Linked DNA regions of Homo sapiens: region 2 is linked to region 1. Evidence: chromatin contacts called from ENCODE Hi-C or POLR2A ChIA-PET data. All regions are on one chromosome and are shown on one strand. The core of a region is the stretch at or near the end of the contact, and the rest is flanking DNA. Distances in the headings are between cores, read along the strand shown.

What was found. Hi-C counts contacts between places; a loop is a spot of excess contacts on that map. ChIA-PET counts read pairs that join two places held with the same protein, here RNA polymerase II (POLR2A). Pooled maps may share reads with other maps.
Region 2: a map of CD8-positive, alpha-beta T cell shows a loop between it and region 1 (9-fold over the local background). The contact joins the promoter of IFT57 here to the promoter of TBC1D23 in region 1. A Hi-C loop is called at or near these places in 1 of 168 maps with a recorded cell type or tissue (CD8-positive, alpha-beta T cell) and 4 of 50 pooled maps. POLR2A ChIA-PET finds 5 or more read pairs at or near these places in 1 of 52 experiments (activated T-cell).

The regions. Positions count from the first base shown.
Region 1 is chr3:100,257,177-100,264,033 of GRCh38, reverse strand. It overlaps TBC1D23 (TBC1 domain family member 23), which reads right to left and starts at 3,042. Exons shown (of 19, transcript NM_001199198.3): 1 at 2,963-3,042. The coding sequence starts at 3,015. RefSeq lists enhancers at 295-963, 2,301-2,969, 2,745-3,234, 2,970-3,638.
Region 2 is chr3:108,219,234-108,225,641 of GRCh38, reverse strand. IFT57 (intraflagellar transport 57) reads left to right here and starts at 3,218. Exons shown (of 11, transcript NM_018010.4): 1 at 3,218-3,531; 2 at 6,070-6,232. The coding sequence starts at 3,320. LOC124909405 (a long non-coding RNA gene) reads right to left here and starts at 3,037. Exons shown (of 2, transcript XR_007095999.1): 1 at 2,956-3,037; 2 at 1,158-2,696. RefSeq lists a silencer at 3,011-3,304 and an enhancer at 3,240-3,499.

The sequences.
Region 1 (6,857 bases), core at 1,793-4,292:
GATAAAAAGGAGAAAGATTAGAAGAGGATGGAGGGAAAACAGAAATCACCGACCATGTTAGGGTTCCTCCATTCATGAAAATGAAACCAGCAAAAATACAAAGACACACCAAAGATACATCAATCCTACAAGAGAAAAAATGCTGTCTCTAGTAAACATTCACTCCATGTCCTCTGCCCATGTGAACCAGAGATTCTCACAATCCCTCTAACCTAAGAACTCCCCAGAGGCACCTTAACTGTGGAAACATTTCCCCTCATGGCACTCTATGAGCTGGTTACCGCCAGTTTATGACACAATTCACCGTTCCAAAACAGCAAACTTCAGGCTATAACCAGCTAGGTCACTTTCTGAAAAGTGTTGTAATGTCTGTCACTGATTCTTAAAAGGTGCATTTAATTAGTTAAAAACTTTTTTACTATTTTTCCAGATCTATTTTTCTTTTTTCTCTTGCCATTCTTGCAGGATACCAGAAGCAAAAAGACGTATTTTTCTGCAACTTCTCTCCAACCAGGTAGTTCTCATTCTTACTCTCAAAACAAATTAGTTGTCTTGTCTATGCCCTTGCTTATGCTGTTACTGTCAGGCCTCTGAGCCCAAGCCAAGCCATCGCATCCCCTGTGACTTGCACGTATACGCCCAGATGGCCTGAAGTAACTGAAGAATCACAAAAGAAGTGAATATGCCCTGCCCCGCCTTAACTGATGACATTCTACCAGAAAAGAAGTGTAAATGGCCGGTCCTTGCCTTAACTGATGACATTACCTTGTGAAAGTCCTTTTCCTGGCTCATCCTGGCTCAAAAAGCTCCCCCACTGAGCACCTTGGGACACCCACTCTGCCCGCCAGAGAACAACTCCCCTTCGACTGTAATTTTCCTTTATCTACCCAAATCCTATAAAACGGCCCCGCCCTTATCTCCCTTCGCTGACTCTCTTTTCGGACTCAGCCCGCCTGCACCCAGGTGATTAAAAGCTTTATTGCTCACACAAAGTCTGTTTGGTGGTCTCTTCACACGGACGCGCATGAAAGTTACTCCATTCAGAGGCCTTTCCCATCTCTTAATCTGATTCTGCACTAATATGTTAGCTCCAAGCCATGTGTGGATATTTAATATCTGAAATGTGGCTAGACCAAATTGAAATATAAGGTAGCTGTAAAATGCACATTGGATTTTGAAGACTTGGCACAAAAAAGATGTACAATTATCTAATTTTTTAAACAATGATTACATGTTGAAATATGTTAAATAGATTATTAAAACTGATTTCACCTGTTTCTTTTTAGTGTTTTTTTTTTTTTTTTTTTTTTGAGACCGAGCCTCACACTGCCGCCGGGCTGGACAGTAGTGGCTCGATCTCGGCTCACTGCAACCTCTGCCTCCCGGGTTCAAGCGATTCTCCTGCCTCAGCCTCCCAAGCAGCTGAGATTACAGGCACGCGCCACCACGCCCGGCTAATTTTTATATTCTTAGTAGAGACGGGGTTTCACCATGTTGGTCAGGCTGGTCTGGAACTCCTGACTTCAAGTGATCCGCCCGCCTCGGCCTCCCAAAGTGCTGGGATTACAGGCGTGAGCCACCGCGCCCAGCCTTCTTTTCAGTTTTAAATGCTGCTACTACATAATTTTAAATTACAATATGTGGCTTCTATTAGACAGCCCTGGGGCTTAAATCCTACTTATTCTTCAAAGCCTAGTTGAAACACTGCTGCTTTCATGAAGCTTTCCCCCAGTGACTCCAACTGCCCCAGCCCCCACCGCCAACCTCTCGTAACACTTTGAATCACACTCACAAAGAATAAGATTAATTTTACCTTGTTACACCTTCCCAACTCCAACATAAGCAAGTTGAAGAAAAAAAAACTATATCTAGATCACCATGAAGTTTTCCTCTGACACCTTGGAGAGCCCAGCGCTACGGTAATGTTTGATGTCTGCTAATGGAGAGCTGAATTTCTTAATTACTAATTATCTATCCCTTTCAACGATTTCCATTTTTTTCCTCTGGGATTAAAGTCGATGTCTATCAATGTCCTGTATTATTTTTAAAGTGCCCATGAGCTGTACACATACAATATAACGAACAAGCAAATCCAAAACTAATACATGTGGTCAATACACTTAGATCAACTGTAAAATTTAGACAAGCCTCTAAAGGTCCCTTTTTAAAAAATGATGTTGTACAACCTAACAGTGTATCGTGAGATCAACTATTTCAAAAGTAGAAGCCTTTCCCAAAGATTAACACTGGGTGAGCAGTTTACCAAAAAATTATTGGCGGTCTTCCCCCACAATCCCGAGTATAAATCAGGTAAGCATGCAACAGCTTGGGTGCAGTAAGAGCAAAGTCCCACACTGCATCCAAAGCTCAGAAATCGAGCTGTGAGAAATGTGGTAGTAGGGGAAAAGATGACTTGCGTGAAGGAGACGAACGATGAAAACTGTTGGAATGCAAAACGAGATAACAGCCAGAATAAAAAAAAGTATACCAACTAAGTGGGAGGGATTCTCCTCGGGTCAACCTCTGAACCCTCAGGCGAAGGTCGCAGTGGTCATTTCAAAACGTCTTTTCTTCACATTGTATTTTAGTGACTCAGATCTGCATCCAACAAACTTCCTTCTTCAGCCTACTCCAACTCCCACAGCCAGGACTCCGGCCAAACCCAGCCCTGAAGCCACCCACTCCAGCACACTTTGGAGACTGACAGACGACACAGGAGGACCGTTCTGAGGCCCAGCACCTGGATGACACCCCTCTCCTTGGGAGTCCCGCCCCAGTCCCTTGGGCAGAACCAGGCAGGCAGGGGGCACCCAGCTGGCAGAGGGGTAGGGCAGGGCACCGGACTTCGCCTAGGACCGGCCTCTCCGTTCCATGCCGACGCCAGACGGCTCCTCGGGGACCGGCAAGATGGTGAGAAGGAAGAATAAAGGGGCATTGGAAATTAGCCCCGGCTTTCACTCACCAGCCGTCGCCGCTCGACGTTGGCAGCGGCGGCACATCTTCTCCTTCCGCCATTGCTGTTGACGTCCACGTCACTTTGCCGAAAAGTGGATCCGGCGCTGAGACCAACTCCGAGACTCAATGTCGTAAAAGGTCTTCGGAAGTCCAGCACTGAGCTTCCCCAGAGGGGAAGAAAGAGGGAGGTGGCAAGGGACTGGAGGAACGCAACGTCACGGCGTCCCGAGGCCGAAAGGCAGCGTCTTGGGGGAGGAGACTTGGTGGAGGCAGCTGCCCCTCCAAAGACTACATGTCCCAAGATGCCACGGTGCCGCGGGCGGGGCGGGGCGCGGTGGACGCCGTCCCAGTTGGAGGCCTTGTGTGACAAACAGCGTGTCTTTTTAGCGTCCACTTAGCGTCTTCATTCCAGCTTGGCGTCGAAATTAACAAAGTTAGAATTTACAGTCCTAACTATTGGAGAAAGCAAGGGAAATGGGAATTGACATAGGGAAGGCGGACGTAGGAGAAGAGCCACAGTTCAGTAATTTCCTGCTGTAGCAATTTAATTTGAAGAAAGAGTGGGACGTAAGGAAAGGGGCAGACCACCCCTATTTGTGAGGCCCCGTCAAAAGTGTAAATGAAGGCCCACATACTTTTTGACTGAATATTTAAAAGTTGTAAATGAAGCTATATACTAAAGGAGATACGTTCTAGCCTCCTACCTTAAATATATCTTCCTAACAGTCTGGAAGATCAAGTCCGAATTTAGAATTCTAGGACTGGAATTCCAGGCAAGCAGAGCTGCCAAAATCCTTCTCTACGCGTTCCACTTCCCCTTTACACCGCATGGGCGGACACTTGGCCACCGCCGGGGCCTTGGGGTGAGCACACGCTCAGGAGGATGGACCTAAAGAAACGCTTTTGCAAGCCCTGAAAACAACAGTGATGAAGTAGAACTGCATGTAACAATATGGATACATCTGAAAAATACGCTGTTAAATGAGCAAAACAGATTGCAGACGGATAGGTAAAGTATGGTATCATTTATAGTTGGTGTTTAAAAGACAATATATTTAAAATAGATCCATATGAGTTTAAAATGCAGGAGAATGATATATAGAAAACTCGGAATGGCAGTTACATTCAGGGAAAGGGAGGAGTTTCCATGAATTTTTAAATATTTATTAAGGGCCCCAAGGTGGCCACATAGGTGGCCAGTGTTCTTTATAGAGTCTATACTTAGGTATCTAAAATGTTTCATAGTTTCAAAAACTATTTGTTTTAAATAGATACAAAACAGTACAGCTATCTCATTTACAACCAAAAACATGTTCACTCTCTTCCCTAAAGGGAAATAATACAGATCTGCATGGTACTGCACCCACTTCCAAGGCCCGGATCTCTGTAATGTTCAGTTCTCTGTTAGGGAACATTTCTTTTAACATAGAATGAGACTGTAGATGCCCTCTATCAAAAAGAATAAAAGACGTGAATCTAGGTCACATTACCATTCTAATATTCAGGACCTCCCCTGGGTCCCTTCAATTGTTGCCAGTAGATTTTCAGAAACTTTTCAGAAAATGGTTTTAAAACCTATTCAGTCATTGACATGAGAAGCAGTTGCTCACTGGTTAAGAAGATTCTAGTCCTCAATTATGATTCATTTTGAGTATAATTAAATCAGCAACTGCTTTATAGTCTCTGGTAAAATATTTTCCCATTAAAAATATGTCACTTGACATTTTTAAACAGTTCTTTATTCTGTCAAAATAAAGTGGAAAGTTCTGACTTCTATGTTCTTTAATGGAGCCAGAGCCAGCTTCATGGGCATGTAGTCTATGCAATAGCATGAGACCACATGCTTAGAAGAACTCTGTGCTTGATTTCATGCTCTGGTGTTGCCATCTTGAAATTCTTAATAATTTGGGAACAAGGAGCCACTGGTTTTAATTTTGCACTAGGCCTCACAAATTAGGGAGCCAGTTCTAGATAGGGTCAATATCTTAGTGATGTATAACCCATTGGGGACAAGATTTCAACCAAAATTGTTTAGCGATAGTGTCTTCTAGCGGATTTTTTTTTTTTTTTTTTTTTTTTGAGACAGAATCTCACTCTCACCCAGGCTGGAGTACAGTGGCATGATCTCAGTTCACTGCAACCTCTGCTTCCTAAGTTCAAGTGATTCTCCCGTCTCAGCCTCCCAAGTAGCCAGGACCACAGGCGTGTGCCACCACGGCCGGCTGATTTTTGTATTTTTAGTAGAGACGGGGTTTTGCCATGTTGGCCAAACCATTTTTCTTTATTATTATTTTATTTTTATTTTTCTGAGACAGGGCCTCACTCCCTCAAGTAGAATTTGTTAAATTCTAATAATGGACCTCTGCTTAAAACAAAACAAAAATGCTTTTCAAGAACTAGAGAAGATTTCATTATGAAATCTTGGAGTGCGTCCCCTGCTTGCATTTGTGCATCTAATTGTAGTTCCCACATCCAAATGGGAAGGTGTATTATTTCATATTATCCTTGGATAAAATCAAAGCGTATTTCTTATAACAAGAAAATTAAAATGTCTTAGTTTTAAATTAAATTATAGAGAACATAAAAAGATTTTTCATTTATTATTTGGTGTTCTGAGCCATATAATTATGTAATTTATACTGTATTACATGTACTTAATTTGTACCATGCCTATGACACATAGTAGAATCTCCATAAATATTTGTAAAATGAACTAGGGAATTTTTTGTAGTACTTTTGTAATGGATTAAGCTATTCACCTATATAGAAATGGCTGGTTGGGTTCAGGGACAGGTAAGGATTATGAACTCATCTGCATAGTCATAGTTGTTATGTGAGTAGAATTTAATTCAGTTTTCATTGTAATATTATTTTAGCATTTGTTAAAAAGAGATGGAGAAATAACATAGCTCTTGATCATTTATTCCATATTCGTGCAGCCTTTTCTTGACTTTCGTGCATTCTTAGATAAAGACAAAGACCTAGTAAGATGTTTTAATCTACTGCTGCACAACAAATTACCCCAAAACTCAATGTCTTAAAGCAATAAACACTTAACTCATAATTTCTGTGCATCAGGAATCTAGAAGCAGCTTAGCTAGATGTTCTGGCTTAGGGTCTCTTGAGGTCAGAGGCAAGATGTTGGCCAGGGTTGCAGTCATGCAGTCATCTAAAGGCTTCAGTGGGGCTGGAGGATCCAGTTCCGTGGTGGCTCACTCACATGCCTGATGAGTTGGTGTTGACTGTTAGCAGGAGGCCTCAGATACTCCCCAAATGAGCCTCTCCATGGGCTGCTTGAACATCCTCTTGACATAGTGGCTGGCTTCCCGCAGAGTAAGAGTTCAACAGAGACCAAGATTGAAGCTACAACATTTTTTTTATTACCTACCCTCAGAAGTCGTAAATTCTGCAATATCTTATTGGTAAGCCTTATTCAATGTGGGAAGGAACCACAACAAAGACTTGAATACCCAAAGACAAGAATCACTGGGGGCCATCTCAGAGGCTGGCTGCCACATGAAGTAATATTAAATCCTACACATTCTTCATTGTTCAGTGAAACTTTCCCCTGAGATTCCTGCTCATATCATCTCAGCCCTTCTTACATTCTGTCGCCTCTGACCTAGTTTAGGACCATCAACAGGCACTCTCATCTGGGCACTACAGCATCTTATATTCTTTAACTCTGAGAATGACAACTATTTTTAAGTTCCCCTGTAGCCTCCAGTGCACCAAATGCAGGGCAGAACATATAGATAGTGCTTAAGAGTTCTTGTTAAATAACAAAATATTGATTTTTGTTTCTGCAGCTATTGTGTGAGAGTTTCAGAATTCTAAACTTTCCCAAGAATTTCCCTTTTTATCTTACAAGGACAAATGGTTTCACACTTATCAAAATTACT
Region 2 (6,408 bases), core at 1,969-4,468, 8.0 Mb before region 1:
ATTGAACCAAAGAGGGCAGAAAAAGTTTTTCCTTCTCTATAGTTTCAAGGAAGATTTATTCAGTTAGCGATTTTCTAAGTTTTTAACAACCCAAATGGGTGGTACTAAGCCATTTATAACACAGCACAGCTTTGTTCTTTAAGCCTACCCAGTTTGCCTGAAGGATTTGCTCTTCTATTTGAAGGTGCAGCTGGAAAGCCTTCCTCCATTCTAGAATCTGCCTCCTTTTCACCCCCAGCCTTGCTAAGCACCTTTCAGGGAAATCCATTGAGCTTAAATTGGCTTTGACTGGGATACTTTTTTTTTTTTGAGACAAAGTCTCATTCTGTTGCCCAGGCTGGAGTGCAGTGGCACCATCTCTGCTCACTGCAACCTCTGCCTCCTGGGTTCAAGCAATTCTCCTGCCTCAGTCTCCTGAGTAGCTGGGATTACAGGCGCCCATCACCACGCCTGGCTAATTTTTGTATTTTTAGTAGAGACGGGGGTTTCACCATGTTGGCCAGGCTGGTTTCGAACTCCTGACCTCAAATGATCCGCCTGCCTCAGCCTCCCAAAGTGCTGGGATTACAGGCATGAGCTACCGTGCCCGGCCTGGAATGCTATTTAGTTTTCAGAGTTTCACAGAAAGATCCACGAGTTTTAAAAAGCTGAGGCAGGGGAACCGCTTAAATCCAGGAGGCGGAGGTTGCAGTGAGCCAATATCGTGCCATTACACTCCAGCCTGGTGACAGGGCAAGACTCCGTCTCAAAAAAAAAAAAAAAAAAAGTTACTTTCAATTACCTCACAGATAGTTTGAAAGAAATAAAAGTCAAAGTCAGAAGGCCAGCTATTAATAGTGGCGAATACAGTAAAACCAGGGATGAAATTGAGATTTTACAGGAAGAATGAACATGGCTCATTCTCTTCAAGCTCTAACTCCTTAGTCAACAAATAAACTAGTCCTGCAAACCAAAACAACAAAAAAAAACCTGATACAACTGTATTCCCCAAAGTTTCCAAGTGGCTGAAACAGCTAGAAGAGGATTTGAGTGCATTTTCACACACACGAAGAAAACTATCAAGGAAAAGATCTTTTGATGTGTTACAAACTATTACAGGTAAACAAGGAATCAGCAAAAATAATCCCTGGGCTTTACAAAACAATGAAATTTCAGTGTTCTTTCTAAAACTTTTTATTGGGGAAACATGCAGTATTGAACAGTTAGCTTTTTTGTTCTCTTTGTGCCACAATTACTGGAAATACTTTATATTTTTGGGTTTTTTTCTTCTTCACAATTAAGGGGGGAAATTATTCTGTATACTGCTTTCAGGCCAGGCTGTGTCAGTATTTTACCTGGGAAGGAAATGGCTAAGACCCTGGGAGTCGTTTTGTTTCCCCCAAGTTAAAATACATACGTTGCTGGAGGATTTATCAGCTAAAAAGCAACGTTTGACTATTTCATACTGTGTTACGTAACTTCCTGAAAATGTCAGAACATCTTAAGTAGGCAGCATGCCTGGCAGGAACATCTCCCTCCCTGAGTGTAATAAATTTACTTCCAAAGTCTGAGAGCTTTTTCAGAGTCATGTAAAAAGCCCCAGTTTGCTTGTTAGTTAACTTAGGACCCCAAAACATATCTAAGCTTTCATTTTTCAGTCTTATAAAGCCATACATCTATCTTACACTACTGTGACTGTTATACATACATATAACACCCCCAAGCTGCACATGTGGTGGTGGTTGGGGTATGGACTTATCGGGGAGAATCACTGTTTCAAAAAGGCAAAGACCAGGAAAGATCAATTTGGTAGTGGGGTAACATCAAATCCAATTTTCTCACTCAACTTTATTAAAAGCAGCTGGCTCATGACTTGTGGTAGGCAAGCAATGTTATTTATTTAAAAAGCAATTCTCAGTGGGCTGCCCTTCAGGTTATTCTCTACATAAGTCTGTAATTTTATGTACTTCCTTTCTTTAATGAAAAAATGGTATTTGCCCTTCTGACTTTTCACTTTGATAACCTTATTAGTATCAGAAACAAGTTAGCTGTAGACGGATTACAATGAAAAGTGTTCTCATTTTTTCTAATAAAAACAGGATATTGTAGATACATTTCAAATTTCAGTTGTCCAAAAATGTAGCCCTTCTATATTTTGTAGTGGCAGATACAAGAGATCAGAGAGCCCTTAAAAGTCACGTTATAAACATGAACATATGTTCAATCTCTTGTACTAAGTTTTCTTCCCAAAAACTGCCAGGCATCCACCACTTACCTCATTTTTTGCAACTGTTAAGAAAATTGCCTAATACAGAAGCCTTTTGAAAACTGTAAAGCTGGGCCATTTCTGTGGTCAGTTATGTACCTTTTCTTAAATTTTCTAGGTCAATAACTGCAGAATACAGTAGTAACACCCTATCTTTAGCCACCCTTAGAGCTTTAGGGCAGGGAAATTCCTTTTAAGACCATCTCTATTCTGTTGGATTTAACGAAGTACCCAAACACTTTATACTACATGTAATGGGTTTGAAACAGATTAAGCAGCAGGATGGAAGCTTAGTATTCTTGTTTTTGAAGTAAAACAAATCCTTCCAAATGCCTCCTTTTGTTCATTGTCTTCCTCATCCTTCCAACCACTTTCCTAGCACTGGAGTAACAGCCAGGCAACGTAATACAGTACTTCAAGCTTTACAATATACTGTTAAGTGCAGCATTGCCTAGTGAGAGAAAGATAAAATTAAAGAAAGAACGAGAGAAACCTCTCGTTGGAAAGTTCCTGCAGTAAAAGTGAAACCTATGGTATTGACTATCTTTACAACTATGAAAAACTTTTCAATTCTGAGAAAATAAAGGTATCAGTGAGCCAGTGCAGCCTTCAGTGCTACACGTCTTCACCTCCCTTTAATCTTTTTAACAGCTACTAGCTGACCCAGATGCCCGCTTAATTGCTTTTAGCAACCACCAGGTCCAACACACCTCAAGCCAGCTCAAGACTCACTAGGCAAGCGGAGCAGAAACGTAAGCCGGCTCCCTTCAGACTTTCAGCGAGGGAGAAGACGCAGCCGGCAGTGGGGCGCGAACGCCACGCCTCCATGAGGGGCGGGGCTGCTTCCCGACCACCATTTCCACAGAGGCAGGGCAAGAAGAGGGCCACAGGTGACGTCATTCAGGAAAGCCGCCCTGATTGGAGGGAAGGAGGCGGAGTCTAGTTTCCCTGGTGACGGATTGTCCGGTGGTCGCCTGGTAACCGGTCGTGGCTGTACTGGCGGCGGCAGGGCTGGCGGCTTAGGCCGCAGAGGTCTGTGGGCCTGAGCCCACGCTGGACTCTGTCCGTTCTGCGATGACTGCTGCTCTGGCCGTCGTCACGACGTCGGGTTTGGAAGATGGGGTGCCTAGGTCCCGTGGCGAAGGGACCGGGGAAGTGGTCTTGGAGCGGGGGCCCGGCGCGGCCTACCACATGTTCGTGGTGATGGAGGACTTGGTGGAGAAGCTGAAGCTGCTCCGCTACGAGGAGGAGTTCCTCCGGAAGAGCAACCTGAAGGCCCCGTCCAGGTGGGTGCCGGCGTCCCCGAGCGCCCGGGTGCCTGCTAGCCCCCAGGGAGATGCCCTCCTTGGTCCTGCTGGGAACCAGTTTCGTGAGAGCGGGTTAGCAATTCCTTGCCTCCGTCTTCCTAGCCAGGGAAGGGCACTTCACCCCAAACTCCCGGGAGGTCCGTGGAGCTCACGCAGCCCTGACTTGGTATTTTTGTAGAGAGAATAAATAAGTTTTGGAACGGCAGAAAGGATCGGAAGACAGCTTGCCTGTTTTTTTCCAACACACACGCATTACCAGAAAACACAAACTATATTTTCTGATTGTAAAGATGAAACAAATACTCATTGAAGAAAACTCAGAAAAACACAAGTAAATGTCTAGAAAAATTATAAGACCGTCCAAAATTCGCCTCCAGAGAGGAATGCCATTATCACTTAAGGCTTTTTTTCTAGTTTGGGGTTTTTTGTTGTTGTTTAAGACCCTGTTCATACAACTGGGGACCGTGGGTACTTAGGATCCTGTTAAGGAGCACTTTAAATGCGGTTAGTAAACTTGTTAACTACTTGCTATGGTTTAAAAGACTTCTGCCTTTGTAATAACCATACTCTCAGAAACTGAAAAGTGGAAAAGACGAATGACAACTATTGAATTGTCCCCCTATCATAGAACCTAAAGTTTTACCCTTGTTCCGGTGGGGGAAAAGTCCAACATATCCTGAAAGCAATGCCATTACTTGCTGAGGGTAGTGGTCAGCTAGGACCTTCTCCTCAAATCACTGTAGCTTAGCAGTAGCCAGATAAATCAGTTTTATAGCTTTTCTTTCACTTTAATACTTACATTTGTATATTTTATTCCATAAAAGGCAATCAGTATTAAGAATCTATAGTACTTAATGTCTACAGCCAGGCTCAAATAATTTCCCTTGATAGTTTTAATCTCATTCCACTGCTGTCTTCCAATAACTTGAATTGAAAGATATGTAGGCTTGATATAAACTGTTCATATTAAATTAGTCCATGGTCGGAGAAAAGATAAAGGAAAAAGTAGTGTTGCTTGATCCATGTTAGAAAAGGTAGTCCTGGGATTATTACTTAAAGTGAATTGATCAGGATAATATAGACAACCAACATTTCCTATGTTAATAAAAATGCATTTTTTTCCAAGTATATTTTTAAAATGAAAACAAAATGTCCTTAAGGTTCTGTTGATGTCATCTCTTGCACTGTGTCCTCAGGGGTTCAGCAGGATACTTTGAATCATGGATTTGTGTGGGGATATCCTAGTCCAATGGTTCTCAAAATGTGATCACCAGACCAACAGCATCAGCATCACCTGGGAACTTACTAGAAATGAAATTCCTCAGGCCCTTTCCCAGGTCTACCTTTTCAGTAATTATAGGGATGGGGCCTAGCATCTGTTTCAGTAAGCCTTCCAGATGATTCTGATGGACACTAATGTTTGGGAACCACTGTCCTAGGTTTACAGTATCTATTGGTGTTCATTCCTCTGCCCTAGAAGAGTTATCTGCCGATAAGGAAAAGATGACTTTTTGGTGGGTGGGTGCTTTGAAAGGATAGTGAGCATATACCTGGAAGGACTTCATGGCCTTTTTTCTTCCCAGCTTTCTGTTATCTTCCAGAACATTTACATTTATCCTGCAGGAAAAAGTTTGGGAAACATGAAGGAGTACACGACAGATTTTTATGACAATGGTTATAATAGTTGTAAATACATTGTAAACATAATAATGATAGCTACACATGAACAAGACAAATAAGATCTTTGATTAAACTGACTTGAATGTTGTTGCTAGTGAGTTTTATTCCTATAATGTTTAGGTATAAATCATACTGATCCTCGTAGAACTGTGTTTAGTAGACTAGGGGATTAAGCAAGAGCCCACAGATGTTTGACTGGTGATGTGACATTCACAGGTTCTTAATCCTGACTACACCTTATAAACATGTAGAAATCTTTTGAAATATACCCCATACTGGGCCTACTTTCACTGAAGTTCTGATTTAATTCATTCATGAGGGAAGAAGCAATGTTTGGTCAAGTACCAGTATTTTTATTAGCTCCTCAGGTGATTGAATATGCAGCCAACATAGAAACAAATGTTCACCATAGGTGATAGGTTAGAAACAGTAAAAATGCATAATGAGTAATCGTTGAGGTCTTTTTTAAACTCTGAGGTTCTTCCAGATTACCATTTTCATTCATAAGGTACTTACATATTATTACTGACACTTAAATCATTTTGGCAAAAATTCTACATGCTCTGTGCTCTAACATGCACTACATTTCCTGGGTGTAAGGTCTTTGATCTAATATTTTGGGTACAGTAGTAATTGCCCTAATCCTGCTGATTTAAAAACTTCAATGTGAGTGCTGTGGATTACTGGAAACTTCAAAGGGTGAATTATCGAGGTCTTTTGATGGCCATTTGGGGGGAAGAAAGATTGTTGGACAATTGTGAATTCGGCCCTATTAGTTATTATAGACTTATTTGCATTATTTCACATCCGCCCCCATTCCTCCTTGTTTTGAAACAGACACTATTTTGCACTGCCTACCAACCCTGGCGAACAGTTCTACATGTTTTGTACTCTTGCTGCTTGGTTGATTAATAAAGCGGGACGTCCCTTTGAGCAGCCTCAAGAATATGATGACCCTAATGCAACAATATCTAACATACTATCCGAGCTTCGGTCATTTGTAAGTGTAAACGACCCTTCTTTTTCCTTGTTCTCAAGTTATGAATTTTAATACTGGTAATTTAATAACAAATGCTAGCCATTTAGATGACTCCTCTGTAAATATGAATTTATTTTTAGGTAAAACCTCCTTAAAATAGTTTACATTATAATGTTAATGTCACTTCTGAAAATGTT